Regions from separate parts of the Mus musculus genome. Here regions 1, 2, 3, 4 and 5 are each linked to region 6. A link is a loop called in an ENCODE intact Hi-C map of the cell type or tissue named here. Cell type or tissue: heart. All regions are shown on one strand. Links, peaks and the distances in the headings refer to the core of each region. The heading gives the core; the rest is flanking DNA. Region 1 holds the start of Acin1 (apoptotic chromatin condensation inducer 1). Region 2 overlaps Pabpn1 (poly(A) binding protein, nuclear 1). Region 3 overlaps Cmtm5 (CKLF-like MARVEL transmembrane domain containing 5). Region 4 overlaps Rnf212b (ring finger protein 212B). Region 5 overlaps Homez (homeodomain leucine zipper-encoding gene). Region 6 holds the start of Ngdn (neuroguidin, EIF4E binding protein).

Evidence for each region. A loop is a pair of places that touch in the nucleus more often than their neighbours do. Peaks named below come from ENCODE experiments on the same cell type or tissue, not always from the same donor. Only the 100,000 strongest peaks of a DNase experiment are listed, where the experiment ranks them.
Region 1: it touches region 6 in a loop (3-fold over the local background); 2 of 42 quality-filtered maps call a loop at or near these places.
Region 2: a loop joins it to region 6, with 5 times the contacts of the local background. A loop is called at or near these places in 33 of 42 quality-filtered maps.
Region 3: a loop joins it to region 6, with 5 times the contacts of the local background. A loop is called at or near these places in 10 of 42 quality-filtered maps.
Region 4: it touches region 6 in a loop (10-fold over the local background); 25 of 42 quality-filtered maps call a loop at or near these places.
Region 5: a loop joins it to region 6, with 4 times the contacts of the local background. A loop is called at or near these places in 2 of 42 quality-filtered maps.

What each region holds. Positions count from the first base shown.
Region 1 is chr14:54,683,385-54,688,372 of GRCm38, forward strand. It overlaps Acin1 (apoptotic chromatin condensation inducer 1), which reads right to left and starts at 3,547. Exons shown (of 19, transcript NM_023190.3): 1 at 3,085-3,547; 2 at 1,627-1,692. The coding sequence starts at 3,396. It overlaps 1700123O20Rik (RIKEN cDNA 1700123O20 gene), which reads left to right and starts at 2,787. Exons shown (of 2, transcript NM_021437.2): 1 at 2,787-3,736. In heart, for the core only: a CTCF peak has its summit at 2,729; DNase peaks (open chromatin) are centred at 2,827 and 3,407; H3K4me3 peaks cover 3,063 bases; H3K27ac peaks cover 2,435 bases.
Region 2 is chr14:54,898,406-54,903,393 of GRCm38, forward strand. Pabpn1 (poly(A) binding protein, nuclear 1) reads left to right here. Exons shown (of 7, transcript NM_019402.2): 7 at 1-522. Among named protein-coding and RNA genes, the nearest start is that of Pabpn1, 6.8 kb to the left of the region's middle. In heart, for the core only: a CTCF peak has its summit at 2,178 (motif pointing right); a DNase peak (open chromatin) is centred at 2,106.
Region 3 is chr14:54,936,791-54,941,778 of GRCm38, forward strand. It overlaps Cmtm5 (CKLF-like MARVEL transmembrane domain containing 5), which reads left to right. Exons shown (of 5, transcript NM_026066.2): 2 at 1,105-1,257; 3 at 1,792-1,884; 4 at 2,062-2,146; 5 at 2,243-2,487. The coding sequence ends at 2,256. Among named protein-coding and RNA genes, the nearest start is that of Cmtm5, 2.8 kb to the left of the region's middle. In heart, for the core only: a CTCF peak has its summit at 2,788 (motif pointing left); DNase peaks (open chromatin) are centred at 2,001, 2,771, 3,455 and 3,585; H3K27ac peaks cover 310 bases.
Region 4 is chr14:54,841,004-54,845,991 of GRCm38, forward strand. It overlaps Rnf212b (ring finger protein 212B), which reads left to right. Exons shown (of 15, transcript NM_001370899.1): 8 at 880-926; 9 at 1,136-1,178; 10 at 1,346-1,406; 11 at 1,784-1,832. Among named protein-coding and RNA genes, the nearest start is that of Homez, 21 kb to the right of the region's middle. In heart, for the core only: a CTCF peak has its summit at 2,597 (motif pointing right); no DNase peak of the experiment used is centred there; H3K27me3 peaks cover 261 bases.
Region 5 is chr14:54,858,488-54,863,475 of GRCm38, forward strand. All of the region lies in intron 1 of Homez (homeodomain leucine zipper-encoding gene), which reads right to left. Among named protein-coding and RNA genes, the nearest start is that of Homez, 3.2 kb to the right of the region's middle. In heart, for the core only: a CTCF peak has its summit at 2,226 (motif pointing left); no DNase peak of the experiment used is centred there.
Region 6 is chr14:55,012,582-55,017,569 of GRCm38, forward strand. Ngdn (neuroguidin, EIF4E binding protein) reads left to right here and starts at 2,873. Exons shown (of 11, transcript NM_026890.2): 1 at 2,873-3,007; 2 at 3,588-3,647; 3 at 4,485-4,556. The coding sequence starts at 2,996. In heart, for the core only: a CTCF peak has its summit at 2,577; a DNase peak (open chromatin) is centred at 2,770; H3K4me3 peaks cover 2,145 bases; H3K27ac peaks cover 2,342 bases.

The DNA.
Region 1 (4,988 bases), core at 652-4,651, 330 kb before region 6:
ATAAGTCTGAGAAAACAAGCGTATGTGCTGCACAACCTTTGTTGATACAAGTAAAACTGCACAGTCTAAAGTGCGATCCAAAATACAACTATGACGGAACTATCTTAGGTTTTTTCTTAATTGGTTTTTAAAGATTATTTTACACGCCTGAATGTTTTAACTGCATGGATGTGTGTGCCTATAGCAGAGGAGGATAGAGGAGGATATAGGATACCTTGGAATTGGAGTTATGGATGTCTGTGAGCCACCATGTAGGTGCTGGGACCCAAACCTGGGTCCTCTATAAAGGGCACTACCGAGTCATCTTCTCAGCTTCATTTATGTGTGTATGTACATGTATCTGTGAGTGCATGCTTGTGTTTGTGTGCTCAGTCATGTTCTCAGGAACCGAGGAGACATTAGATCCCATGGAACTGGAGCTACAGGTGTGTGTGAGCCATCTGATATAGTGCTGAGATCTTGAGCTCTGGTTTGAGTCATTGAGCAACAAGCACTCTTGACTACTGAGCTATCTCTCCGGGCCGTTAGGTAGCCTTTTAACGCTGTGTAACCTCCCAGAGCTGACTAGATGATGGGCCTAGATTTGAATGAGGTATTAGGGAACAGGAAGCACCTTTTCCAGTGTCCTGGGCCCACACCAATGCATTTTCCTTTAAGTGTGTGACACACTAAATGAAGGGTTTAAAAGCTGAAAAACGCCCTACAAGATGATATAGTGTAGAAACTTGTATTTTGTTTTTAACTATACGATAATGTCTTCAAAATAAAACATTTGTAGAAATCTGGGGGATGGAGCACAAGCCCATTACACCAGCACTAGGGAAGCTGGGCAGGGGACTGCCCTGAGTCTGAAGATAGAATAGCTTGAGTGCTCAGCCATTCTGGCTACACAGAGATACTCTGATTCAACTTTACAACAATAACAACAACAACAAAAACATTTATGCACAAACTCTTAGAAGAAAGTTTTTTTCCTAAGACAAACCGGCAGAGTAGTTATAAAACAATGACCTAAGTCAGACTACTCTTCCTATTACAGGTAAAGAAACAAAGGACTCCAAGTGTTAAGTATCTTGTCCTAAGTAATCAAAGTATTAAAGATGTTTAAGAGAAACTACAGATTGTTAAGCAGTTAGTCCTAGAACTAGGGGGTTACTAATAAGGTATCAAATTCTTTCAAATAAAACTGTATTTTTTAAATTCTTTTTCTTTTTTTAAACTCCATGTCTTTATACAAAATTGAGGTTGATTAGAATTCAACTGTCTGAGGGCTGGAGAGATGGCTCAATGGTTAAGAGGCCTGGCTGCTTTTATAGAGGACCCAGGTTCAATTCTGCACCCATATGGTGGCTCACGGCTGTCTGTAACTCCAGTTCCAGAGGATTTGACATCCTCTTCTGGCCTCTGTGGGGACCCTTTGGGAGGCAAATCACCCATACACATAAAATAAAAATAAACCTTAAAAAAAAAAAAAAGACATCAACTGTCTAGTGTGAGATCACTTGCAATAAAAATAGTTTAAGAAAATACTGCTTCTGATGACAAGGAAAACAACACCATGTCTTCCCATTTACTTACTATAGTCTCCAAATAGCCCATTCTATCTAAACAAACCTTTTCTCTTACCTGTGAATTTGGCTGGAATGCAGCATGGGGTGTTGAGTGTTTTTGTAAATTTTCTAGCATTAGAGCCTGGTATAAAGAAGAGCAAAAATCAGAAACCGGGAGGGGGAACAAAAACGCAATCCAGGTCTCTACCTCTCCCACAGCCTTCTCATTCAATTACTTAAATATACATTTATACTATATTCCTTTCACCGAGACTAAAAGCCCTTTATTAATACTGTTCTCATTCATCTTCATAAGTCTCTTAAAGGTAGCCATGGTTACTGCTCCCAAATGTAAAACACAGGCACACAAAGAATCAGTGACCTGGCTATGTCACAAAAATCAGCAAAAATGACAGAATCGGAACTAGAATCTCTATTATTGTCTGCAATTTTGACTAGGAGCCACTTCTAAATCCGGTAATACAGGCAAAAAAAAAATTCCAAGTACTCAGAACAAGTTTCAAATCACATAAAACCAACAAGAGGCTAATTTGGATTTGACTATTATTTGATTAGTTTTTCAGAACTACAACTACTTAACTGAACTTGCACAACTTCCAGCAGTGTAACACCCGGACAAATAAAATGTATTAAAAATTTCACAGGGAAACTAACCACAGACCTTGTAACCAGTGGTCTGACCTAATCCACACCCACCCACAAACTGTCAGCTTCGGGATAAGCAACGGTCTGTCAACTCAAACCCTGAACTGACCCAGAGTCCCCATCAGTATTACGAGTCACGTATGCTAATGAACTCTAATAACACTAGTTCAGCTCACCTTCTTTCCCTCCATTTACACCAAAGCGATACACAGTATGTGTACCTCCCGACAAGCTCACCCTCACTACTCAAACCGACACAAAATCCCCAGCCTAAAGTAATCTGTCTCACCTCTCGTACCAATAGCCACCAAATACTTATCCAGACTGCTGCTCGATTCCCTATAAATTAGACAGCCGTCTCTGACCAAGTCTTTCTATCAAGGTTTCCTTTCACTTAATCTAGTCGAGCGGACATTTTTTACCCTATCACAAATGTCCTATTGCAGACATAGACAGCAACCCCATCCGCCCAACTGTATCCCTAACTCGGACCCAGCCCTGCTCGCCCCCTTAAGGCCAGCCACACCGGTGGTTGTAGAGGGATTTAACTCCTTCTGCAGCGCATGCGCCGACAACACAGACACAAACAAGGAGGGGGTGGGGGAAGAAGGAAGGAGCTTAAGACACTCCGGGAGAGTAGCGCGCACCCTCCCATTTTGGGCTCGCGCCGCTGCCGTTAAGGCGGGAACCGGCGTTATCTCTATCCCAGCGCCAGCCACACCAACCACCGTGCGCGTGGATCTGCAGGCTCGCGCTGGCGGCCTGAGAGAGCTCGCGCCGAGCCCGGACACTGCGCCTGCGCCGCGGCGGAGACTCGTCTCTACCGGGTCCGCTCCCCTCCGACACCTCGGCAACGCTGACTTCTCACCCCTTTGAGCCGCTTGACCAGGGCACTCTTCTGCCCGCTCTTGGCTAGGCCTCGCTGCTCCAGTGCGGCCTTCAGGTCGGTCACCCGCAGAGCCTGAAGAGGCTTCCCGTCCAGAGTCACCTCCTCCAGCTCCGCCATCTTGCGTGAGGTACTCGGGTCCGTCCCGACGGCTTCGGGCATCTTCGGTAATTTCCGCCAACGCCCTTCGAACGGACCGGATTGGCCCCGCCCACTGCCATAGTCTACCCCTCTATTACCGCTCAGAATTCCCCGGGTTTCTCCGGAGCTGTTCGGTCGTTTCCGTCCCCACATCGGTACCAATCGGCTTTTTCCATCTACCTAGCGGCTGGCCCCTCCCATCTGGCTTTCAGGCTCGTTTGTTTTCGGCTTGCCGGGGCTTTGAATCGAATCTCTTCGGAAGCCCTCGAATCTGGCATACCCATAATCGGAGATATTCGGCTATCTCCGGACCTGGGGGCCGGGGCGCTGGGGCACTTGGGTATTTGGGGCTGGTTCCGGACCGGAAGTGCGTGGGTTACTGGGGGCTGGCTCTGCTTCGGGTTTTCAGGAAACATGGAAGAGGCTCGGAGAGTTGGAGCAGGAGCTGAAGGACTCTTGTGATCTCTGGGCGTCTTCCAAGGGGAAAAGGAAGGTAAGAGGAAAAGAAGTCTCTCCTAGGCCAGATGAGACTTGGTGTCTGCAGGTTTTTGGGGACCCCTCCTGCTTCCATCTTCTATATCCCGGCCATTCTGTGTAAGAAATACTTTGTCCTGTGGGGCTAAGGAATGAGAGACCTGCGGCTTCCTACGTGGGAAAAAGAAAAATCAGGTCTTTTGAGTTTATTAATGACAATAACCATGGAAGCCATGTAGCAAGACCCTGGGTTAAAAATTACCTTTCTCTGAAAAAGAGAAGTTTTAGGAGAAACTTCTCCCTGTAGAGCCACTTTGAAACTGGCAGTCACCCTGAACCGGGACTTAGAACTTACGTTTAGGGATTCTATTCTTTGTCGATACAAATCTTCCAACTTGAAGAGGTAGGAACAGCAGTAGTAATTACGGTCATAGAGAGGTGAAGGTTTTCGTTGTTGGAGAAACAAACTGTAGGACGGAAACATTTTGGAATAAGTTGGCTTACATTTGCACACATAATGCAAAGTCAGTGGCACTTGCAGGTATAAACCATTAAGGAAAACTGTTCAGAGATGTGCATCAATAGCACACTTTTTAGGCCAAGTCAAGAAAGCAAAGGCATTTTTTTTTTCAGAACCTGAAAAAAGTTAGTGTGGCTTCTGATTTTCTGCTACCTTATTTGAGACAAGACTTAGCCTGCTCTAAAGTTTACTGGTGTGGTACAGAATTTAATAAGGGGGTCATAGAACATAAATTTTTTAAAACAGATTTCAGAGACTGTGTACGCATTGCACAGAGGGTTCTTGCATCATGTCTCTCCAACACACACACACTTGTGTAACTGTGGAACAAACTGTTAGGGCCAGTTGCTTGTACCAAAGTTTAAAAAGCTGCACACTTTAATTTTAGAGAGAGAGCAAGCAAGATGTGTTTTCTGTGTGGGTTTTGATCATTTCTTTCTTTACTACCCAGGTTGCCTCAGCTGCTTGCCTTTCCTTATTATGTGTTTGGTTCTTTTCAAGACAGGGTTTCTCTGTGTAGCCCTAGCTGTGTTAGAACTCATTCTGTAGACCAGGCTGGCTATGAACTAGAGATTGCTTGTGAGTGCCTCCCAAGTGCTGGGATTAAGGGCTTCCCCACCATCTGGCTTGTTTTTATTATTTTGTGTATATGTGTGTCTGTCTATGGGTATGTGCCTGTCTCACAGAGTTCAAAGTTCAGATCAGGAGCTGAAGCTACAGGTGGTTTCAGGTCACTTGATGCACGGGTTCT
Region 2 (4,988 bases), core at 566-4,565, 110 kb before region 6:
TTACCCAGGGCTCTCTGGAAGGACACCAAACTGTTCAGCTTGTTCCCTTCCCTCGTCTTCTCCCTGCCTTTTGCAGTCCCCGCCTGCCTGCTCCTGTCCTACCAGGTCTCCGCCCACCCTACACCTCTTTCCTCCGGCTCCCTGCCCCTCCAGTTTGCCTGGTGATCTATTTTGTTTCCTTTTGTGTTTCTTTTTCTGTTTTGAGTGTCTTTCTTTGCAGGTTTCTGTAGCCGGAAGATCTCGCTCCCAGCGGCTCCAGTGTAAATTCCCCTTACCCTTGGGGAAATGCACTACTTTGTTTTGGGGAGTTTGGGGGTGTTTTTGTTTTTCAGGTGGTTTTGTTTTGTTTTGTTTTTTTCTTTACCTTTTTTTTCCCTTTTATTTGGAGGGAATGGGAGGAAGTGGGAACAGGGTGGTGGGGGTGGCTTTTGTTTTTTTGTTTTTTTTTAACTCATTTCCAGGGGATGGGATTTTTTTTTTTAAATAATGTGTCATGAATAAAGTTGTTTTATGAAAAAATTGGCCCTTTGGATGTTTTTTAGTATGGGGGGAGGATTGGTGTTTGAGAGAGGGTTACATTTGTACATTAAGGTAGAAGGTAGAGCTAACTATAATGTATTCAGTTGAGGATGATTGATTGATCTTGAGCAGAAAAAAAACGGCCCTCAAGAGTGGCCGTTGTAGCAGTGCTGGGATACAGGCAGGCGGATCTCTTGAGTTTGAGGCCATCCTGGTCTACATAGTTACAGGGCGGGCAGGGCTATATAGCGAGACAACTGAAAACTGCTCAGGTGAGTGCAAATGGACTAATTTCTAAATTTGGGTCTTATTAACCCTGATGTCTCAAGATGGACTCATGCAAAACAAGGACAACTTATGACCCCCCTGTGAGCAGGCTTACTGTCACCTTTAATCTTAGCACTCCAGAGGTGGAAATTGAAGGTGGAATTGCTTGTCTAAATTGCAGGCCGGGAGGGGGGTTACAGTTTTATATTGTAAGTTCTGACTAAAATCTTGGGTACTATATTACCTAACGTAAGACTTGTGTTGTCAAGAAGAGACTATTGATTTTATTAGTGAGTTGTGCCTGTGTGTACCATACTGTATTTGCCCATCCTGTGGAGGCCAAAAAGAGATGTAAGAATTTGTGGAGCTGGTAAGGGCTGGAAACCAGATCTGGGTATTCTGGAAGAGCAGTCACTGCTCTTAACCACTGAACCATTACTCTAACCCAGGATGTACTCCAGCCTCAGGATATCCATCCTGCCATTGCTAGTTCTGCTGATGACTTGGTCTCATCCCCTTGAGAACCAAGCTGTTCCATGAGGCTCTAAAGCCTCTTTTGTTTTTTCTTTCCTTTCTTTCTTTCTTTCTTTCTTTCTTTCTTTCTTTCTTTCTTTCTTTCTTTCTTTCTTTCTTTCTTTTTCTTTCTTCCTTTCTTCCTTTCTTTCTTCCTTTCTTCCTTTCCTTCCTTCCTTCCTTCCTTCCTTCCTTCCTTCCTTCCTTCCTTCCTTCCTTCCTTCCTTCCTTCCTTCTTCCTTTTTTGGCTTAAAGGTGTGTGTCACCACGCCCGGCTGCCTCTCATGTTTCTTGTGTTAACAAGAGTGTTAACCAGTGTATTTTTGCATTTAACCATTGTACTACCTCTTGTTTAAGTCCCTTTCTTGAGATAAAGCTAAAATATATGATCTCTGGATACTTCTGCAGAGGCTGGTTAACAGGAAGCAGTCTACAATTCAGTATTAGAATAATAGGAGCTTGAGTGTGGTGATTGACATAGGACTAACCTCACGGCAAGAGAACTAATTGCTTATAGATCTGAACTAGACAGTATGAGGACTTGTTTTTCTTTCTGTTTTGTTAAGAGGACAGGAGACATGTCAAGAGGACTACTTTGTGAAGTTCTGGGGATCAAATCCTTGTCATGTTCCATAGCATGGGTGTTTACCCACTGGCTATCTGGTTTGGTCGTCAAAAATGAGAAAGTGAGATGTGATGCTTGCCTTTAAGCCCAGCACTTGGGAGGCAGAGGCTGGTAGATCTCTTTAAATTCCAGGGCAGCCTGGACTACATAGTTCCAGGACAGCCAGAGCTACATAGTGAGACTCTCAAAAACAGAAGAACCCAACAGTGATTGTGAAACACTGAAATTGTTACAAATGAATACTGCTCTGGTCTCGCGTATCCACTAGGGGGCACTAATTGGTTAGTTCTGAAAGATCCCTAGAAGTTGTTTTGAGACAGGTCTCACTTGTAGTCTTGGAAGGCCAGGACCTGATCCATGTGGAGACCAAACTGACTTAGAACTCATGAGATCTGCCTACTTTAACCTCTGATTGCCACGTTTTAAGGTATGTACCACCACTCCCAGAACAAATTAGTCTTTGTGAACTCTTTTGGATGTTTGATTTTGAGATAGTTGAACTGTGTCAAGCCCAGGCTGGTTTGGAACTCAGATTCTCCGACCTCTGCCTTCCAAGTGCTGGGATTTCAGATGTGCACCACCATACCTGGCAGATGAGTGGTTTTTTTGACCCCTCTGTGGTCTTAATTCTTTTATGTCCACTCCATTCTACTCTATCATGTTTGTTATTTTCTCCATTCTTTTACTAACTGGGCAACTCATTTGTCCTTGTTGCTAAAAAGATGTGTGGTACCACCAATAAGCACAAACCCAGAACTAAGTAAGGCCTTTCCCTTACCATACCCTAGCCATACTGTCTGCCACATTTGTATCATGCATCTGATAGGCATTCCAGTTGAACTTGTAGTGTTTTCATGTATGATTTACACTGATTCTCTGGCCTCAGCAAGTATTCGCTAGAGCCTTAGTAAGGCTTATGGCTAGCCTAACATCTCTGTCAAAATCATGAACATGGTGTAACTGAGGAGAGGTCAAAATGATGATGAAAAAGCCATAATACATATATAGTGTAAATGAAATTATACCAGTTAGGGTGACAAAGTGTTCTTTTTAACAAGAGACCGTTACAGAAAATCACAACCGATCAAAACGCAGAAAACGTGTTTGTGGGATGCCCAAACCCAGTGGATCTATCTACACAACACAGTTCCTACAAAGCTCAGGGAATATCACACAGATGGGGCAGAAAGACAGTAAGGACCAGATGGATCAGGAAATCAGTTGTGAGACTGTGTCTCCTAGAAATGGTATGGAAACTTCACCCATGTATGATACTACCTCAACCAAATGGCTATCTGAATAAGATATGAACAAGTATGACACCAATAGACACACTAACATGGAAGCGGTGAATTTCATGGGGACCCAGGCCTAGATAAAGAACTACAGGCAACTAAGGAATGCCGAGAGTGGGAGAAATGGGTTTCCCTGGGATCAGCACCCTAATTGGTTATCCAATACGAAGTGGTCAGACCTAAAATCATATGCATACAAGTAACACTTAAGACCAAGAAGGTTGGGCTGGAGAGATGGCTCAGTGGTTAAGAGCACCGACTGCTCTTCCAAAGGTTCTGAGTTCAATTCCCAGCAACCACATGGTGGCTCACAACCATCTGTAATGGGATCTGATACCCTCTTCTGGTATGCCTAAAAACCAACTATAGTGTTCTCACATAAAATAAATCTTAAAAAAACAACAACAACAATAAAACAAAAGTCTGAGAAGGTTGTACTTAACGTATTTAAACGTGTGTGTATCTAACATTAAGAAAGCCAACATTGCCGGGCAATGGTGGCGCACACCTTTAATCCCAGCACTTGGGAGGCAGAGGCAGGCGGATTTGGATTTCTGAGTTCAAGGCCAGCCTGGTCTACAGAGTGAGTTCCAGGCAGCCAGGGCTACAAAGAGAAACCCTGTCTCGAAAAAAAACAAAGACAACAACAAAAGCCAGCATTTGAGAGCTGGGGGCTATATGAGAGAGGCTGGAAAGAGGAAATGGAAGGGGGAAATGATGTAAGTGAAATCCTGTCTCAAAAACAAAACAGATCTCCAATTCAAGCCAGGGGGGCTAGTGCACAGCTTTAGTCACAACACTAAAGAGGCAGAGGCAGGCAGATCTACTTGAGTTGGAGTCCAGCCTGGAGCCATGAACTTCATTCAAAGTGTAACCAGGTACCACGGCCTTGGAGCTTTGGTCAGAACAGTAAAGTCCTCTTTTAAACAGTTTTATTCCTGTCTCCCACTAAACTGCAAGCTCCCCGAGCACTCTTAGTGTGCCTGCCATTGAGTATGTGCCTAAATGCCGGTTCATGTTGTGGGTGGCTCTTGTCCTGGACAAGACAGTTAAAACAGTGATATCCCCTTCCCCTCAACCTCGGTTTCCATTTCCTTCCCTGTGCTTTAGAGGCAGGAGCGTGGAAAGACAATTGTCATTCTTAGACAACCCCAGTCTCGGTAGTTTATTCCTGTTCATCATCGTGGTGAGCTGAAGAGCAGGAGGACGTGTGTGACCGGCGTTCTGTTGTGGAGGGAGGGCACATAAAGAAAAAAGGGGTTCTGGGGGGGGGATAATTTCTTGTCTTGTTTTTGTTTGTTTGTTATGTTATGTTTTTGTTTGCTTTTGAGACAGGGTTTCTCCATGTAGCCCTGGCTGTCCTGGAACTCACTCTGTAGACCAGGCTGGCTTCCAACTCAAGGAGATCTGCCTGCCTCTGCCTCTTTAGTGTTGTGACTAAAGCTGTGCACTAGCGCCCCCGGCTTGATTTGGAGATCTGTTTTGTTTTTGAGACAGACAGGATTTCACAATGTAGCTGTGACTGTCCTGGGACTCACTAAGTAGACCAGGCTGGCCTCAAACTCACCGAGATCTACCTGCCTCTGCTTCCTAAGTGCTGGGACGAAAGGTGTGCACTACCATGGCCGGGTATGTGTTTTTCTAATACCAATCAGGTTCGAGAAGTTCTGCCTTAACAAGTACTGGGTTGTTTTGGCTTATCTTCCATCAATCACAGTCTCACCATAAACACTAAGAAAATTCACCATATCTGCTAGGCATGCTGATAT
Region 3 (4,988 bases), core at 324-4,323, 76 kb before region 6:
CTGCCTTCCCCAACCTCGTGCCCCCACCTCTCCCATCCCAGCCCCCTGGCATGACTCTGGGCTGGCCTCCTGTGCTCACCATTTTCCACCCCCCTTCTCAGGTTTTCTGTCGTTCCACTCACAGGCTTTACCTCCTGCAACTCCCAGCTTTCCGGCCGCTTCTCTATCTGGAGGCAGTCTTAGCATGCATCATTCACCGCAAGACGGAAGTTAGATGGAAAGATAGCTTTCGAGGATACTGAGGGAGTGAGCTGGGGTGAGGGTGGGAAGAGGAAGAGGAAGCACAGGAAGAAGGCCAGTCTGTTTCCCTCCAGCTTCTAGGAAGGCTACTTCTTTTTTTTTTTTTTTTTTTTTTTTTTTTTTTTTTTCCATTTTTTATTAGGTATTTCGCTCATTTACATTTGCAATGCTATACCAAAAGTCCCCCATAGCCACCCACCCCCTCTCCCCTACCCACCCACTCCCCTTTTATGGCCCTGGCGTTCCCCTGTACTGGGGCATATAAAGTTTGCGTGTCCAATGGGCCGGAAGGCTACTTCTTGACATGTCTAAGTTTAAGTATCCAAGAGGGCAGATCTCCGGCAGCCACACTTTATCTGTCAGTAGTGGCCCATTGCCATCTAGTCTCAGGCTTGCCCTGGTTACTGAGCAAGATCACAGTGCTCACCCAGGCTGTCGTTCCTATCTGCCGGTCTATAAGTTAGCAAGATCCTGCCTTCTAAGCCTCTCTCAGCATGGAATCTGCTCTTGGCATCTGACTTTTAGCCATCAGGAATAGGGAAAGCTTTGTAGGGCAGAGGTACTGTGGGCTGGTGTGTACCTTGTGTTCTGTGTCCCCCGGGGACTTCCCTGGGGCTCTGCGGATACCAAACTGATGGAGTTGCTGAGATTCCTGGGATAGCAGGAGTGGGAGGATGGAGATGCCCTTGATGGTCCCTGACACTAGGGATGAGTCACTTCTGTGTCTTCACTGAGAACTCTTCCTTCTCAGTGAGGCTGGGGTAGAAGTACCAGCTGAGAAGAGGAGCCCCCTAACCACAGGCAAACCATGGCCTGGCCTACGCATGTGTCTCCTCAGAAAGCTCCCCGTACTTGGTCCTGCAGGCCCTGACCTTCATCATCTTCATTTGCTTCACGGCCTCCATCTCTGCCTACATGGCTGCAGCGTTGCTAGAGTTCCTCATCACACTGGCCTTCCTCTTCCTCTGCGCCACGCAGTACTACCAGCGCTTCGATAGGCTCAACTGGCCTTGTCTGGTGAGGAACGTTGCCTCTCCCACCCCCATCCTGGTCTCTTCCTTCTCCTTGTTTGCCCAATTTTCCTATAGCCCTGTGACTCCCCTTCATTTCTACAACTGAGCTGTGCTTTGACTCGCGTTGTGTCCTGTGCTCAGACGTGAATTTTTGACACCCATGAGTGTGCCCTTGTCAAGGGGGATTGTCAAGGAGTATGTACAGACCTTAGACCTGTCCTCCCACACATAAAAGGCCTAGCTCAGTCCCGCTCCATGTGGTCTGTTTCCTGGTCTCCCCTCTGCCTCCTGGTTGATCTAGATTTATCTGCTTCCATCCTCTCTGGGTAAGGTTCTGAGCTCACTTCCTTGGAAATATTTGACATGTCCGGAGGCATCCTTGGGCAGGAATTCAGTCTCCGAGGAGCAGACAGGAAAATAGGCAGGAATTCAGTCTCTGAGGGCCAGATAGGGAAAGCTGACTAGTTTGGAAGATCTCCAGGTAATGATCCCTTCCAGCATCCTCCGAACCATCTTCCCCCTGCCTCTGGCTCCCCAGGACTTCCTCCGGTGTCTCAGCGCCATCGTCATCTTCCTGGTGGTCTCCTTTGCTGCTGTGACCTCGAGGGAGGGAGCTGCCATTGCTGCTTTTGTGAGTTCATTCCTACAGCACTCTCCAGCACCCAGGACTTGAGGCTGGCATTGGCACATTTCTGGTGCCTAAAACAAATCGTATGCCCGCTCATACATCATTCTGTCACTTCTGGTCCCCATTCTCCCTCTCCTAGTCTGATGGCCTCTGCTGCCCCACCCCCATCCCTCTCCATAGGTTTTTGGCATCATCCTGGTCTCCGTCTTTGCCTATGATGCATTCAAGATCTACCGAACTGAGCTGATGCCCAGTACCACTGAGGGTGAGTTGTCTGTGCCCTGAGAGAGGAGATGTCCCTACCTCTTGTCCCAGATACCACAGGCATACATGGTTTCCCTGCCTTGCTGCCTCTCCACAGGGGACCAGCAGTGATTCCAGGGTTACCTGGCTCCCACGACCAGACACAAGGAACCGTGGAGCCCATCTTTGTCATCTTTGAATTCACCGAACCCCAAGTACCCACCATCTATATTCCACGTTTTCAGAGATGTGCGCTTGAGAAGTCCCAGGCACCTGTGGGAACTGGTGAAGTTCTGGAGGCTGGGGCAGGTTGTTGCTGGGCCTCCAAGTTACTCCCAAATTAAAAAAAAAAAAATCAAATCCTAGTGGTGGGTCTTCTTCCTTATACAGACTAGGAAGCCAAAGAGTTATTCATGGGAGCGTGCTTTAGAGAGCCAAGATCCCTCTGTGGGGTGAGGTGGGGCGGCTTAGATAGAGGAAACTGAAACTTTTGCACCTCAGCCCGACACATCAGAGGAATGTGAGATTACCAAAATGCTATATGCCAGGCTGTTCGGGAGTGAGATGTCTAGGCCTTCCTGATCTACCAAGCAACAGTCTAACACACCTGTTAGACACCGGCTACAGCCCTTTTCTGGGGTTTGTGTAGAGCTCCCCCTTGTGGTATGGGGAGGGCTGGGCAGCAGACCATAGTGGAGAGGAGTGCCAAAGGTCTTAGGAGAAATTCCTAAAATACCAGCACCTGAAAGAAAAGTCCTTAGGTGTGAGCTGGTCACGTGCCCTCATTCTACGGGAAAGAAACCTGGGGCTTAACTGTGGGGGAAGTGGCCTCCTGGAGGCAAAGCTGGCTCCAGAACATCTTGACCTTGGAACAGTACTGTCTTGATCCTTTTTTGAGTCCTTTTGAAGCTCTGAAAACAAGGGGCCCATCCCTTTGCCAGTGTGCCCCCTTCCTAGCTTGCCACATTCTCAGAACACGTTTGCTGAGTGTTTCCTGTCTGCAGAGCCTATGCTCAGGACCGGAGATTTAGAGGTGACGGTTGGGCCTGAAAGGGCAAATCGACTTGGAAAGGAGTTTGAGACAGAAAGGGCCTGGTCCCTGATAGTCTACCTCCCCACCTGGCTGGAGGGACCCACCATGGTTCATCTGTGTGGCTCCGTTCCAGCTGACTTCTTGCCCCCTCTCTTTAATGCTTTACTCTTCTGAAATGCCTTTCCTCCTTCCAATGAGCCTTTCTGTCGCGGGCTCTGGCTGCGAGCTCTGACTGTCCCCCAGATCTTGAACTTGGGGGAATGTGACATGCTTTCCTGTGATGACTATACTTCTCTTAGTTGATTTTCCTGCCTTCTGTTTCCTCTCTTCCTATCGTTGTGTTCTGTTACACCATCGGGCCTGGCAGTCATTCCAGGGAAGGAGCCTACTGGACTTTGGGTTTCTCTGGATTCTGTTCATGGTTCTCCGGCTTCCTGCATAGTCTATGCTTGAGTCTAGATGATTGACTGCCCTTGGTCAGGAGGATGGAGGTAGGGTGGGCAGAGTCTCAGAGGAGAGATGGAAAGGCTGGGCTGGGGAAGTGGGGAGAAGATTGTAGGTTTTAAAGGGTAGAAAAGGGTCTGGAAAACCTTGTCCAAATGCCCAGAGGACGGCAAGGTTTGCTTTCCAGCCAGAGATCTCAGCTCCATCCCTGAGCACCTGTGTGTCTAGTCCTCCAAGGGGAGAGAGACAGAGAGAGAGAGAGACAGAGAGAGACAGACAGATAGAGACAGAGACAGACAGAGACAGACATAGAGAAAGACACAGAGAGAGAGAGAGACAGATATAGAGAAAGACACACAGAGACAGAGAGACAGAAACAGAGAGAGACAGACATAGAGAAAGATACAGAGATAGAGAGAGACATACACAGAGACATAGAGAGACAGACAGAGACAGACATTGAGAAAGACACACAGAGAGGCAGAGAGACAGAGAGAAAGACACAGACAGATAGACAGACATAGAGAGACACACACAGAAACACACAGAGAGGCACACAGATAGACAGATAGACAGAGAGACAGACACAGAGAGACATAGACACACACACAGACACACATACAGACACACACATACACACACACACACACACACACACACAGAGAGAGAGAGAGGAAAGAGAGAGTTGGACTTGTGCCTAGCTGTGGGTCTGTCCATGCACCTATGTATGTCCATGTGAAGGATACAAAATGAAGACTGTCCCCATTTGGTCCATACCCCATATTGCTTTGGGCTTGGCATCATCTGGTCCCTGAGTCCTGGAATGTCCTCATGGTGAGGCCAGACTCACAGAGCTAGGGCAGATGTTGGGGTGGGAAGATGTACCCTGTGGGCTCCATCTAAGGAGCTGGGTCGAGTGTGGTCTCAGCTGTTTCCTGGGTGTCCCACAGCAGTTTCCTGTGCATCCATCCCCAGCAGTGCAGAGACTCTTTGGGTACCAGTGGAAAGATCATCTTGGAGAGAACACATGGCCCGGGGCAACTTTAATTTCTGCCAGCTAAGAGGACGAGCTGGGGAAGGTTGGCTTCCAGCTCGTCAGCAAACTTCCATCCCCCTGGATCTGACTTGGCTCGCTTTCAGTGCCTCTGTTCTTTGGACTCATTGAGGGGTTGTTGTTTTCTTGTCTTTGAGGTGAGCTCTCACGCTACCCAGGCTGGCTTTAAACTTGCCTTCTAGCTGAGCCTGCCTCTTGCCTCCACCTCCCATCTGAGGCTTGGCCATCCCTCACACCTGGATTTGTTTCCCCCACGTTTGGAAAGTTTCCCTTTCTATACTTGCACAACGACCAAGTGGAGCTGGGGCTGTAGCTGTGCTGCCTGAGGCAAGA
Region 4 (4,988 bases), core at 289-4,288, 170 kb before region 6:
AAATGGAGTTGGAATTTGTTCATTCAATAAATATTCATTCAGCAATACTACTAAGTACTGTGACTGTGCACAACAGCAGACAGACAGTCTGTGCCCTACCAACTACTAAATATTTTTAATGGTGAATGTATTAAAAAGACATAGCACTCCTGAAGTTACAGAGGTTACTATCAGTATTTCAATTTTTTTATTTTTATATATGCATTATAATACACAACCATTGTTGTGCTTGGATTTGCTTGGTTTTTCCTTTGTGGTCCTGGCAAGTCAAATCTCAAGGCTTACTAAGGAAGCACTCTACCACTGGATGGTATCTATCCAGGCCTGAGTCTTACCTTCTCTCTTAGTAGCCTGTGAATCACTCATAGCTAATTGTTTTAGTCTTAAGGTATAGAACATAGATATGTTTGTTGAATGGCTAGCTAGCTGGCTGGATGAATGGATGAATGGATGGATGAATGAATGAATGAATGAATGAATGAGTAGATGTAAAGTTGAGAAATTTGGTAAGATGCTAGTGTAAGAAGGAAGAAAGAAAAGACTCCAGAATTAGTCTATGAGAAAGTAGAGGAAGGTTCCACTGGGGAAATGGAGAGTAAAGGGGCCTCACAAGGTCCCTTGACTTCTGAATGCTGTGGCAATGGCTTTACTGCAGTGGAGGAAGTACTCTATGCTTAGAGGAGAAGCTGCTGTTCCATTCTTTCTTTCTTTTCTAGACATAGATGCTCAGAAATGAACTGGGGTCCCTGCTCTAACCACTCAGCCTTTTCTCCAGCTTCAAAGCTACTGTTTTTATAATCAATGACTGATTGACTCTCTAGTGTGACCTCTAATTCTGATCCATGCGATCAAAGCTGCCTTCTTTTTGTTTTCTTGTAGGTTAACCACACCTCGACCCGTGGGTATTACTTCCCCATCACAGTCAGGTGAAAAACAAAAACTAATTCTTTCCAGATATCTGTGTGAGACGAGTAAATATCTTTTCCTCATATGGAAGTTGTTTTTTTCCTCAGAGACTATAACATGATTTTGCTAACTTTACATGATATAGCCAGATAACCGCTCAAAGCAAATTAGCCAGATGAGGCAGAGTATATACTAACGGCAATTTTCCCTACACTTTGTGCTCTTTCAGTTGCTCCACGACCCAGTTCCCACCATAGCAGCCAAGTAGTCAGGTGAGTAGAAAGCCTATTATTGAACATTGTAACTGTTAACAAAGTTGGAAGATGAATGAGGTGGCTCGAAGTGGAACTGAAGAGAATTACTGCCAAGTCAATGTAACACCCATTTTTGTGTTTGTTTTTGTTTTGTTTGCATTCTTGTTTTGTCTCATTTTATGTAGTCGCTCTTCTTCTATGGAGTCCATCCCTTACACAGTGGCTGGCATGGGTCACGTGGAACAGGTAAGTAATGATCATATTATTTTTCTATATTAAGGTTTCTAATGCTTACTAAAAGCAAGGCTGTAATTCAATAATCTTACATTTATATTGGTTTTGGCACATCTTTTCATGCCATATGGAGCCTATTTTGGATACTCAATATTAGAAAATGACACAGAATTAACAGTGGTGACTGTAGTGTAAGTGTTCAAGAATTGAATGCACAGTATCTGCCACAGGCATTTTTGAAGTAAAAGAGCATAGGTCCCTCTTAAGACCAATTCACACAATGTGAGAGAATAATACATGTGTGAATGAATTGTTACTGAGAAACAATGGGGAGCTGGGAATATAGAAAACCAGGGTAGAGTCATTAATGGTCATTATTTTTCTGTCAGGGAAGCAGAGGTCTGCACGTAAGGAGCACTCCTGGAGACTCTTACACTGGTGAGAGAGGGTAGGGGAAGTATCTGAAGTCTGTATGTTCTGCCAGATACCAGAAATTTCTAGTGTCCTATGCATAATATAATGCTGTTTTAATTTTTTCCTGAAAAGAAAATGATTCCAGGTAGTCAACCATGGATTACAGTTTTTCAAGTAATGTTTTTTGTTTTTTGTTTTTTCTGAAACAGGGAGGGAGAAAATAAAAAGTTGACGATAGCCATTGAAAACCTGATCAAAGGCATGGCTCAGTGGGTAACAGCCTTCTAATCCAAGTCTGGTTCCCCCAACAAACAGAAAGATGGAGAGATGGCTCAGTGGTTAAGAGCACTGGCTGTTCTTCCAGAGGATCCAGATTCAATTCCCAGCACCCACATGGCAGCTCACAACTGTCTGTAACTCCTGTTCCAGGGCAACCAACATCTTCACACAGACATACATGCAGGCAAAAAGACCAATGCCCATAAAATAAAAATAAATAAATAATTTTTAAAAAGATGGAAGGAGAGAAACAACTAAAAAGTTTTCTGGTCTTCACATGTGTACCATAGCACAACAGTCTCTCAGTCTCCCTCTCCCTCTCTCCCTCTCCCTCCCCCACTCCCCCTCCCCCTCCCCCTCCCCCATCCTTCTACCTCTCTACCTCTCTCTGTCTCTATCTTTCTCTACCTCTACTTAAAAAAAAACAAAAACAAAAACAAAAAAACCCAAAAACCTCTGATCAGAATAACTTAAGCAGTTTGAATTTTCAAAATTGCCACAAGATGGCAGTAGAAATTAAGTCTAAAAGGAAAGCTAACAAACTGAATGTCTTCTGTACGATGTGATTTATTTCTGCTTTCCTGCACCATGACACACATGTGAAGGTCAGGAAAAACTGTGGAGTCACTTCTCTCCGTCCACGTTTGTGTGGGTTCCAGGGATCAAACTCAGGCCATTCGGTTTGAGCAAGTGCTTTACTACTCAGCCATCTCACTAGCACATAAAGTAGCAGCTTATAACCTGAAAGGTGTTTGCTTGTTTTCTTACTCTGCATTAAAGGTAAAACATGGGCTTTGTTTGTAGTAACAATGTTTTTAAAGTCTTGTTTTGTCTGTTACTAGTGCAGCCACTAGGGTTTTCTTGTTTGCTTTCTTCATGGAAGGCCCTGTGTATAATGGGCTGGGGATTGAATCTGGGGACTCAAGCATACTCCCACTGAGATAAATTCACAGTCTTTTTCTTCTTTCCTTCCTCCCTTCTCTCTTTCCTTGCTTGCTTTCTGCTTTCCTTCATTTTTTTCTTCTTTTCAATCAGTGCTGGAGATCAAATGCATACTCAGCAAATGTCTACCACTGTGCTCTATTCCCAGCTTGTTTTGATTTTATGTAAATTTTTCTTCTAACTTAGTATGTGTACACATGACTGCATACCAAACCATGGCATCTATGTGGACGTAAGAAGACAACTTTGTGGAGCTGGTTCTCTTCCTCCCTTAGGTGGTTTCTAGGGGTTGGATCTGGGTCTCCAGCTTACGTAGCATTAGCTCTGATTTTCTGCTTTTTAATTGGAAACTTTAACACATTTATAATTGCTCTAATTGCTAATAAGAAAAAACTGCCATTTTGCTATTTCTTTTATAAATGTCATCATTTTGTTGTTAATTCCTTTATTACTGCCTTCCTTTGTGTTAAGTTGATTGTTTTCTAGTGTAGCACTTTAGATCTCATTATGTCCTTTACCATATTCAAAACTGTTTTGAGATTACAGCTAACATAATTTATAAAAACCTGGTTTAAGTTAGTACCACATTTAACATCAATACTTACCAAAATGTCATAGTTTTGTTAAATTATATACTCAGCAACACAAATTTTAAGTTACTGCATTATACAATTGTCTTTTAAATCTGATGGGGAGAAGCTACCAAGAAAAATGCACTTAAACTGTCTTTTGTTGTATTTACCTATATAATTACCTTTTCTGCATTTGAGTTACTAATTAGTGTCCTTTCATTTCAGCCTGAAAGACTCCATTTAGTATTTCTTATAAGGCAAGTTTGAGAGTGATAAGTTCACTGTCTAAATTTTTGTTTATATAGGAATATTTTAATTCCTCCTTCAGTTTTGAAAGATCGTATTATTGGATATAAGTTTCCTTCTGGTTGATAATCTTTGGGAACTTGGAGTGTTCTCTAGTCCCTGGTGTGTCTGATGAGAAAGTCAACGCTAATCTTGCTGAGTATTATTTGTGATGAGTGACTTCTCTCTTGCTACTTTTAAGACTCTTTGCCAGGGAGAGGGCACGTGGCCCAGCTGGTAGAATGCATAGGTGACATAAAGCCATGACTTGATCACCAGTAAAGTGGATTTTTGTCTTTTATGTAGTCCAGAGGTTAACTTTGGATATCTTCCTCAATTACTACCCGCCTCACTTTAAAACATGATTATTAGCTGGGTATGCTAGCACACACCTTTAATCCCAGCACTTTGAGGCAGAGGCAGGTTGATTTCTGAGTTCCAGGCCAGCCTGATCTACATAGAATTCCAGGATAACCAAAGATACATAGAAAGACTCTGTCTCAACACCTGCCCCCAAGGAAAATGTTTTAATTACGTTTACTAATTTATTTAGTGTGTATATGTATGTGGGTACAAATGAGCCACAGTGTCCGTGTAGAAGTCAAAGGACAACTTTTTTTTTTTTAAAGATTTACTTATTTATTATATGTAAGTACACTGTGGCTGTCTTCAGACACTCCAGAAGAGGGAGTCAGATCTTGTTACAGATGGCTGTGAGCCACCATGTGGTTGCTGGGATTTGAACTCTGGACCTTCGGAAGAACAGTCGGGTGCTCTTACCCACTGAGCCATCTCACCAGCCCCCAAAGGACAACTTTTGAGAACTGGTTCTCTCCTTCTACCATGTGGGTTCTGGGGATTTGACTCCAATCATCAGAGTTGGTACCAAGTGCTTTACCCATTGAGCCATCTTACCAGCCCAGTCACCTTAATTCCTTCCTTCCTTCCTTCCTTCCTTCCTTCCTTCCTTCCTTCCTTCCTTCCTTCCTTCCTTCCTTTTCTTCCCCTCTCTCTTTCTTTCTTCCTCCTCCTTTTTTTTTTTTTTGAAACAGGGTTTTACTATGTATCCTGGAACATACTCTATAGACCAGACTGGCCTCAA
Region 5 (4,988 bases), core at 342-4,341, 150 kb before region 6:
AATGACCCTAAGCCACATGACAAAAATCTGTCTTTAGAGGCTGAGGAAAAAGTTATCCTCCCACAGCCTTTACTGTTCCAACTTCAGTTTTGCTTCTGACAACTATCAGTCAACTCTCACCTTCAAGTTCATGGAACAGTACTCAGACTGTACTTAACCACAAAACCTCATGCTGAAATCTCAGATTGACCACTCTTTAATGCTTAATAATCTCGGATTACTTCCAGAACATGGAGACAGGTAAACAGCCGATCAAGCCAGGCACAGGAGTACAAACCCATGATCCCAGCACTTGGGAGACAGTCAGTAGGACCAGGAGTTCAAGGACAGCCCGAACTACCTAAAACTGTCTCAAAACACACAAAGAGCAAGTAACAACAAAACAGGGTGGGGTACTCTGCCCAGCCCTAAAAAATGCCCACCCCGTTTTTGTGGTGCCGGGTACTGGGAACAGGAAACTGTTCATAGGACATTAAAGCCCTAAACTCTAGAGGGACTTTCCCATCCCAGGAGGAAACCTTGGTATAAAAGAACCTTATTCCCCTTGTGCTAGATCTTGTGGAGAGGGCTTAGTAAAGGTTAGTCCCCTCCCTGGGTCTTTGTCACCTCTCACAGCTCAGCCTACAGAGCCCAGAGATGACCCCTTCCCCATTAATAGCCTACTCCACAAAGGGCAAAAGGGCTCCTGTTCTTATCTCTTCAGTCCAGCTTTCTCCTCAAAACCAGCTGGACAGGCTCACTAAACAGCTCCCAGGGTTGTGGGAAGGGGACCTATTCATTCCTCAATGCCTGGCAAAAATCTGTTCTCTGAATATTCTGTAACTTCTTTTTTTAGTATTTTTTAAATTCATTTTATTTTATTTATATGAGTACACTGTTGCTTCCTTTAGACACACCAGAAGAGGGCATCAGATCCCATTACAGATGGTTGTGAACCATGTGGTTGCTGGGAATTGAACTTGGTATCTTTGGAAGAGCAGTGGGTGCTCTTAACCACTGAGCCATCTCCACCCCATTCTGTAACACTGTAATTCAGCTCCCTCCTTAGGTATTAGAAATACTTTATCACGTCACATTATATTCTCGGAGAAATCCCACTGGTGTTTATATTACTTCTTGTCTGTCCAGGATAGGATAAGACTCCTACTTAAATGCTACTAACTGACAGATTTCGAGTCCACAAAGACAGTGTATACTGTGGTCACTTCTTTGGAGACCTTCTCTAGCCTAGGCAAGTGCTCCAAAAGGTGGGGGCTTAGGGGCTTTATTTTACTCTATAAAAGTATTTTGAGATTTTATTTTGTAACTTTGATCTGCATGTACATATCCACCATGTGTGTGCTTGGTGCCCTCAAAGATCAGAAGAGGGCATCAGAACTCCTGGAAGTGGACTTGCAGTTGGTTGGGAGCCGCCATGTGGGTGAGGGAATCGAACCCAGGTCCTCTGCAAGAGCAGCAAGTGCTCCTAACCGCTGAGCCGGCCCCCTAGAGGCTTGAGGATTACAACACTGATCATTCGTCCTGGTGTTAGCTTGCCACAGCTTCTGACAATCAAACCTAGCAGGCCAGAAGCCATGCAGATCCTAAAAGGATTGTACTTGAAGGGCATTTTACCGGTGAGGAGGCAGCTTATGAATTCCAAGCTCCTGCCACTTAGCATCTAGCTCTGGGTAAGTCACTGAAACCCTAATGACTCTTCGCTCCATTTTCTTCCTCTGTAAAGAAGGCTGTGCTTACAGAAAAGCCGCATGTTGTCATCGGGCATCTGTAGTGTGCTAGGCATTATACAGTCAGAAACAGCAGCTTTGGGAGATAAAGGTTTGGTCTATAGCAGACTTGAGGTTAACTGCAGCCTCCCTGCTTTCTAGAATGCTATTTGTCCTTAGCCAAGTTATTTCACCTAAGGCTTAGTTTCTTATCAAAGAAAAGGGTACCCTTACCTGGGAAGTCTAAACTGGGCAGGAGTCGGTGGCCAAGCATTTTAACAATAAGCTACATACAGCTCCAGCCCCATGATTTTATATGCTGTATTTGGAGGTTTTGAAACAATTTCAGAATGGATTTTGCTGCTTTGAAAAAAATATATTAAGTGTTGGAGAGAATACTCAGTGCTTAAGAGTGCCTGGCTGCTCTTCAGAGGACACAGGTTCAGTTCTAACATCTACAAGGTGGCTCACAACCATCTGTGACTCCAGGTCCAGGACACCTGATGCCCTCTTCTGGCCTCTGTGAGCATTGCATGCATGTACCGAACAGACATAAGTGCAACAAAACATCCATAAATGTAAAATAAAATGGAAAAAAGAAAAAAAGGGCTATAGACATGCGGCATAATGTCTCCCAAGTGCTGAGACTGAAGGTGTGTGCCACTACACCCAGCTAGAATCAAGACTTCTCCTTGTAGCTGGTGATTCTCTGGAAGAATCTGTCTTTCAATCAGGAGCACACTACAACCAGGATGGCTCATAAGAATGACGAGTAGGGGCCAGCCACAATGGCACAATGGAAAGAGACTGTCTCAAAAACAAGAGTGACAAGGAGGATAGACCAGTGTTCTTAACAGTTTCTGTGTCTCCATTTTGGACTGGATAGAGAAAGAATCAAAACTGGAGTGTTTCTACCTGGGCAGAGATGGTAGTGGTAAAGCCTATTATGAATAATCACAACTGCATCCTTATTCCAGATGCCAGATATATTATTCTGCATAGTCGTTAACTTAAAAAATACACTTGTGGGGGCTGGTGAGATGGCTCAGTGGGTAAGAGCACCCGACTGCTCTTCCAAAGGTCCTTAGTTCAAATCCCAGCAACCACATGGTGGCTCACAACCATCTGTAACAAGATCTGATTCCCTCTTCTGGTGTGTCTGAAGACAGCTACAGTGTACTTACATATAATAAATAAATAAATCTTTAAAAAAAAATACACTTGTGACACTTTTCTCTCCCTTTGATTTCTAACATCCTCAGACAGACAGAAAGGCCAAGCAGCCTAGACTTGAAATTTAGATGTTGTCCATTCTATGGTAGGAAAAAAAAGGACTTTGGAACGTTCAGTTGAACATAGGCTTGTACTAAAACAGAAGATAAAGCAGAAAACTGGATATGATCCTGCTCAATTCCTAAGTCTTTATTCAAAGATCTGAAATACTGCCTCAGGTCTGTCTGGCGAGTCTAGTGAGTGTTAAAGGCCTTAAGGACTTTTGTGATGTTTAACTTAGGTGCTTCTAAACTTTTTACATCATCAACTTCTTTGAGAATCAGATAAAAATCATAGAGCTTTGGGCTGGAGAGGTGGCTCAGCACGGGCTCAGTTCCAAGCACCCATATTAGGTGACTTATAGCCACCTGTAACTCCAGTTTCAGGGGATCCAAAGCCCTCTGGTTTTCATGGGCTTTATTGTACGTAGTAAACACAAACACAGACACACACAAATCAATCTTTTTTTTTTATGAGTCAGACTTTCCAAAATGTGTAACTTAAAAATGTATGCCCAATGTCACACTTGCACACACCAATGCCAAGAGGTCACCTTCAGATCTCTGTTTTATAAGTCTTCCTGACTTAATGAAGGCAGTGCGATAGCTGACTTAAAAGTGAACAAGCAACTTAATGAAAATGAATGGAAAGAGTGGGAGACAAGAATAACGGCTGCCTAGAAGGGACAGGGTATTTGTGGTACCAGATGGGATGGGAAAGATGCTAAATGGTTCAAGTGACCCACTAGATTACATACATGATCAATATCCAGTGTCCTGGATACTCAAGGTTAGCTAGTATCTAGTACAACACACTGGCTTGCTTGAAACAGTGTGCTTCTCCAACTGTTTATGCCCCCACACAGTTGCCCATTTCTGGGTCATATCTGGGTATCTATAATAACATAATTAAAACATCATGCAAATCTATGAAAATGTGGAAGCTAAGACATCTCAGCATGCTGAGGCAGGAGGATCGCAAATTTGAGGCCAGCGTGAGCAAAACTGTATAAACACAAAAATTAAATGTTTTGGAGAACTAATTCAAGAATATGTATTAAAACCCTGCCCAGTTAGGAGAGGGCAAGGCGACTGTGGAAGAGTGACGTATGTTCCAACTCAGATAGCTTCCAAAGGTCCAATCTCACTTCACTTTAAAGAAAGCCTAACTGGAAATAACATAATCAAAGTGAGTAGCTCTCTCCTAGAGTGGCATACTAGAATTACCTGAGAAACTTAAAAGGCCACCTCCGTCCCATGCTCTTCTGATTAATGGACTGGGACATAGGCATTCATAGTTTTTTTAATTATTTCTTTTTCTTTTTTTTAATTAGGTATTTTCCTCATTTACATTTCCAATGCTATCCCAAAAGTCCCCCATACTCTCCCACCCACCCACCCCCACTTTTTGGCCCTGGCATTCCCCTGTACTGGGGCATATAAAGTTTGCAAGTCCAATGGGCCTCTCTTTCCTGTGATGGCAGACTAGGCCATCTTTTGATACATATGCAGCTAGAGTCAAGTGCTCCGGGATACTGGTTAGTTCATGATGTTGTTCCACCTATAGGGTTGCAGATCCCTTTAGCTCCTTGGGTACTTTCTCTAGCTCCTCCATTGGGGACCCTGTGACCCATCCAATAGCTGACTGTGAGCATCCACTTCTGTGTTTGCTAGGCCCCGGCATTCATAGTTTTAAAAGTTCTCAGTGTGCAATTAATACTAAAAAGAGGAGTTAAACAATACACTAAAGACTGGTAATATTTATTTTCAATTGTAAGGTTTAGGATAATTCATGTATCTTAGTTTTTTGATTTCTGGCTTTTGCAACTACTGCTGTCTACCTATCCTAACAATATAAATGGATTTGAGACATGACTAAGAGTTCATAATATGCATCGATCTTGGCCCACACTGATTTTCAGACAAGTCTCAAGCTTGAGTTTTCTTCCAGCTGACAAGTCTGAGTTGCAACACCAGGAACCTGTGAGGCCTTTTCGTTTTCCGGTTGGTG
Region 6 (4,988 bases), core at 351-4,350:
GTTGCTGTGATGCACAGCCTGACCAACAGCAACTCGGGGAAGAAATAGTTTATTTCATCTTACCACTCTAAGATCACACTGCATCACTGAGGGAAATTAGGACAGGAACCTGACAGCAGGAACTAGAACAGAAAATATGGAGGACTGATGCTGACCGGCTCCATCCATGGCTTGTTCATCTCATTTTCTTATATAAGCCAGGACCACTTGGTAAATGCCACATCTATCATTATTCAGACTTGTGTACAGGCCGATCTTATGAAGGCATTTTCTCAATTGAGGTTCCCTCTTTCCAGGTAACCCTATGTGTCACATCGACAAAAAAACGAACCAGCACAATATATATCCCTAAACACATAAGCAACACTGAATAGACTCAGCACATTGCATTTATTTAGACAAATCTACTTATCTACCTGCCTGCATGTGTGTGTGTGTGTGTGTGTGTGTGTGTGTGTGTGTGTGTGTGTGTGAAACAAGAAGAAATCATGATGTTGAGATAGAGAGAGGCCACAGGAGCAGTTGGAGGAGGGAGAATAGGGGGTGAAATCATGTAAATATGTACTCATGAAACTTTCAAAAATGCTAAATGTTAATAATTAAAACTGCAATTAAATTTGTATTCCTAAAAAAGTTTTATCTTTGCTCAGTGTATACTTGTAAATGTGCTGAGTGCTCAGCAGCATCTGGAGCTGTTGAAAACAACAAAAGACAAAACAGACAAATTTAATGCTCTTGTGTTCTTGATTGCTGGCTGAATCTGAAATAACTTTAGAAAGATTTATTGCATTGTTAGCTCTCATATTTCTTGTAACATACAAGGTGATTGGTATTTTTAATTTTTTCCCCTTCTTCATTTTTTTTTAACTTTATCTACTATGGATTTGTATGAGGGTGTCAGATCCCCTGGAACTGGAGTTACAGACAGTTGTGAGCTGCCATGGGTGCTGGGAACTGAACTGAGGACCTCTGGAAGAGCAACCAGTGCTCTTAACAGCTGAGCCATCTCGCCAAGGTTATTGGTATTTTAATGATAAAAAAAAAATAAGGCAGTACCAGCAGTTAAGAGCACTGACTGCTCTTCCAGATGCCCTGAGTTCAATTCCCAGCAACCACGTGGTGGCTCACAACCATCTGTAATGGGACCTGATGCCCTCTTCTGGTGTGTCTGAAGGCAGTGACAGCGTACTCAATACATAAAATAAATAAATCTTTTCTTTAAAAGGAAGTATTATTTATTTTCTCAGATATTGTAATCGTTTGTCTATAACACATATGACAAACTTCAAGTTCCAAAAAATAGTGTTAAAACAGAAGTTTCACAAGAAAATCCTAATAAATACATGAAAAGTGCTGACAAGATGGCTCCAGGTCAAGGCGCTTGCCCACTAGGCTGACCAACTGAGTTCTATTTCCAGGACTCACATAGTGGAAGGAGATCCAACTCCCATTTGATCTTCACAAGCGTGCCGCACACATATAATAAATAAACTTTTTTTTTTAAAAGACAGAAAAATACCAAAACTCTTGTAGGTTCTTACAGTGCTCTGCGCCTCCCAATGAACCTTAAACAGCAAATAAATATCACAGGCAAACCCTCTGTCCCATTTTATGTAGTTCCCAAATAGGTAGAAACTAGAATGTTTCACCCAGAATTCAAGATAGAAAAAGGATTACTCTTTTTTGCTTAAAAAAAAAAAACAAAAAACAAAAAACAAAAAAACAATCACTTTTATGTATGCCTATGTCTGTATATAGGGAAGTCAGAAGGAACTAAAATTCCCCTGGGGCTGGAGTTAAAGGTAGTTGTGAGCTGTCTTGTCTGGGTGCTGGGAATGGAACGTTGGTCATCTGCAAGAATAATATGTGCTCTTGGCCACTGACTGAGCCATCGCTCCAGCCCCGTTTTCATTTTGTTTATTGAGATGGGATCTCACAATGTAGACCAGACTGGCTTGAAACTCATGGAGCTCTGCTTGTCTCTTGACTAAAGAGATCTGGGATTAAAGGCCAAAGCTACACTTTGGATTTCCCGGCTCAGGTCTGCTCTTCTGTTGCGCGAGGAAACTCCGAGCCAGGAGGACCTTTCTAGCGCTGTATTGTGTAATGCAGACGGAGAGTGGGAGTTATAACTCCCACCTAATCCTCCAGCCCGTGAGAGGCGAGGGAGTGGGCGTGTTGGAAGATACTGAGAAAAGATGACGGGGACAAAGGAAATATGCACAGCCAGGGTTTTAACCACGTTCTGCGGTGGACGAGTGGAGCAGTGAGAAAGGCACGCAGGTTGAGCCGGTTCCTCGCCTGTCGATTTTTCCCTCGAGAGGAATGCAGGGCGCAATGCGGCCTTTGCGCAGAGTCCTAGGCGTGCACGGGGAGGGTTGGCCGGTGATGCGGCCGACGGTTTCTGAACCTTGGGTTCCCGCTCCTCCATCCCAACCATCCAAATTACGGATGAAAAGGGCTCCACTGTTGTTCAAGGACAGTCACAGAACCAGGAAAGGCGCACTTGGAAGTCCTGGGGCCAATGGCGGCCCAGCAACCCTGCCGCATCAGAGAACGGACGGAAGCCGCCACCCTGCGGTCTGTTTTGGCACTACACGGAAAACGCCGTGGAAAGACTGTCTCTGCGGCATCTGGGAGCCAATGAGCTCTCGGGCTGCATAACTAATTTCTTTTTTCTACTGGTTGCACTAGCTGTCAATCAATAATCTGCACAATATTTATTGGAATTAGCATCCATCATTCTCTGTAAATCACGAATCACATGCTTCTGTCCCCGCCCACCTTTACGCCTTAAGAACGCCTCTGCGTTTGACACATTCAGGGAGTTTCTTTATTTCATTGGCTAGGTGAGGTCCCGCCTCTCCGATTAGCGGAAATGAAAGATCTCTTACTTCCATTGGCTGAAATTTGCAAACTGTGATTGTCTATCAAAACTATGAACTCACGCTAGCTCCTAGGAAGTTCGGGCCCGGAAAGGGTGGGCTTTGCGAAGATGGCGGCTCCGGTGAGTTCTGTCTCCTTGCTTCTTCCCGGAAAGGAAGGAATCTGTGAAAGTTTCCTTTCGCCTCCACGGATCGAGGCAAACCGTTGGCACCATGGATGATGAGAGTGATGAGAGTTGTCTCAGGGATGCGCTCACTCTGACACAGCGGTATCGTATGTCAGATGAGAGGGAGGGTCAGACGCTGCAGGTTGGCTGGTTCCGGACAGGAGGCTAACCCCAAATTACTCTTCAGAATGAGCTTTGTAGGGAGAGTCTCGTGACCATGGCGGGCGGTGACCCGGCCTTAAGGTGGGACAATGTTCCGAGCAGAGCTAGCGTCACATGTACAATGTGGCTGGGGCAAAGGCAGCCGTAAAGTTTGGCGATGAAATCTCCGGTCTTTTCCAGTAAATTGGGGGGGGTGTGGTGGGAGGAGACTGGCTGTGTGCCGAGGCTGCCTGCCCCTGTGCGGGGGGAAAACGACCCAAAAGTCGCGACTGTTTTGAAGGAAAGGAGGGAGTTTGATAGGCAGTACGTTCTGCAATCATCATCGCCTAAAGTAAGAAATTGATCACCTTTAACTGTCCCCTCCTATCTGTAGGAGGTGCTGGAGTCAGACGTGTCAAGTTCGATAACACTTTTGAAAAACCTCCAGGAGCAGGTGAGTATGTATGTCTTTTAGAATAAATCAGTCAGGGATTAACTTTGACTTCATAAGTCTCATCCACACACTTTGATGATTCGAATACTACAAAATTATCTTAGGTGTAAAATAAAAGCCTTATATGCGCTTCATGAAAGTTCAAAATAATTCATTCAGCTCCCAAAGAAATACAGAAAGCTGTTTTTCCCCCATTCACTTACTTATTTATTTATTTTATTTAGTCACTTTACATTCCGATTGCAGCCACCCCCCAGAAAACTTTTTTTAAGTTATACCCAAACTCCTTTATTTAAATAATAACTAAGAAAACAGATGTTGACAATCTGTCAAAATAGTGGCTATAAGTGCCACTTAATATGCATTTACATAGTAAGTTCTAGTGGTACAGATAAAATTACACTCCTTGGCCTGTTTATGGTGCACACCTTTAAACCCAGCACTTAGGAGGCAGAGGCAGGTGGATCTCTGTGAGTTCAAGGTCAGCTTGGAGTGTATAGTGAGTTCCAGAACAACCTGGGCTTCATAGACAAACCCTATCTCAAAAAACAAAAACAACCCCACAAACAACAAAAGTCACAGCCCTCATCGCCACTGTCGGGCTCCTCACCCCCTTCACTTGGTTTCTTAATGACCCCCTCCCTCATCTTTAGACAGCACCATGACGATGTTTTCTCTGCCTCTTGGAGAACTGTTGGAAACGCTCAGTTCAGTGGTGTTCAGCAACAGCGTTTCAGATCATTTTTTAGGCGGCATTATCTAGTATTTATCCTTCACTGTTCATAGACATTACTTGTGGTCGGGTGAGCTATTCGGGTTTAACTTGGCTAATTTCAGGTGATGGCTGTCACTGCACAAATCCAAGCACTGACGACAAAAGTTCGAGCTGGAACGTATTCTACAGAGAAGGTAAGGGCTCCTGCACAGGCTGGAGGGCCAGCTCCGTGGTTACGTCACCCGTCCAGGTGACGTAACCACTTGGATCCCAGCACTCGTGTCTACATGACCCACAATTCTAGCTCGGGCATCCCATACACATGTGCCGTGTGAATGTACATACACATAAATAACTGTAAATCTTAAGGGGGGGGTACTTGAAGAGGGAGGACCTCCTCATATGATGTGCTTGCTGGTTTGGTTTGGTTTTTACTGTAGGTTTGTTATGTGGTGTATGTCCTAAGAGTTAGAGCTTCATCTAAAAGGGGTAATGTGTGGGTTCTGTACAGGAGTCTGGCAAGAATTGCAGACCAGAAGACTAGATAGGAGTAGTGGCAGTCATTTTACAGAAGTCAGGAGGAGTGATATGCCAGCCAAGCAGAGTCAAAAAAAAGGTACCTCAGA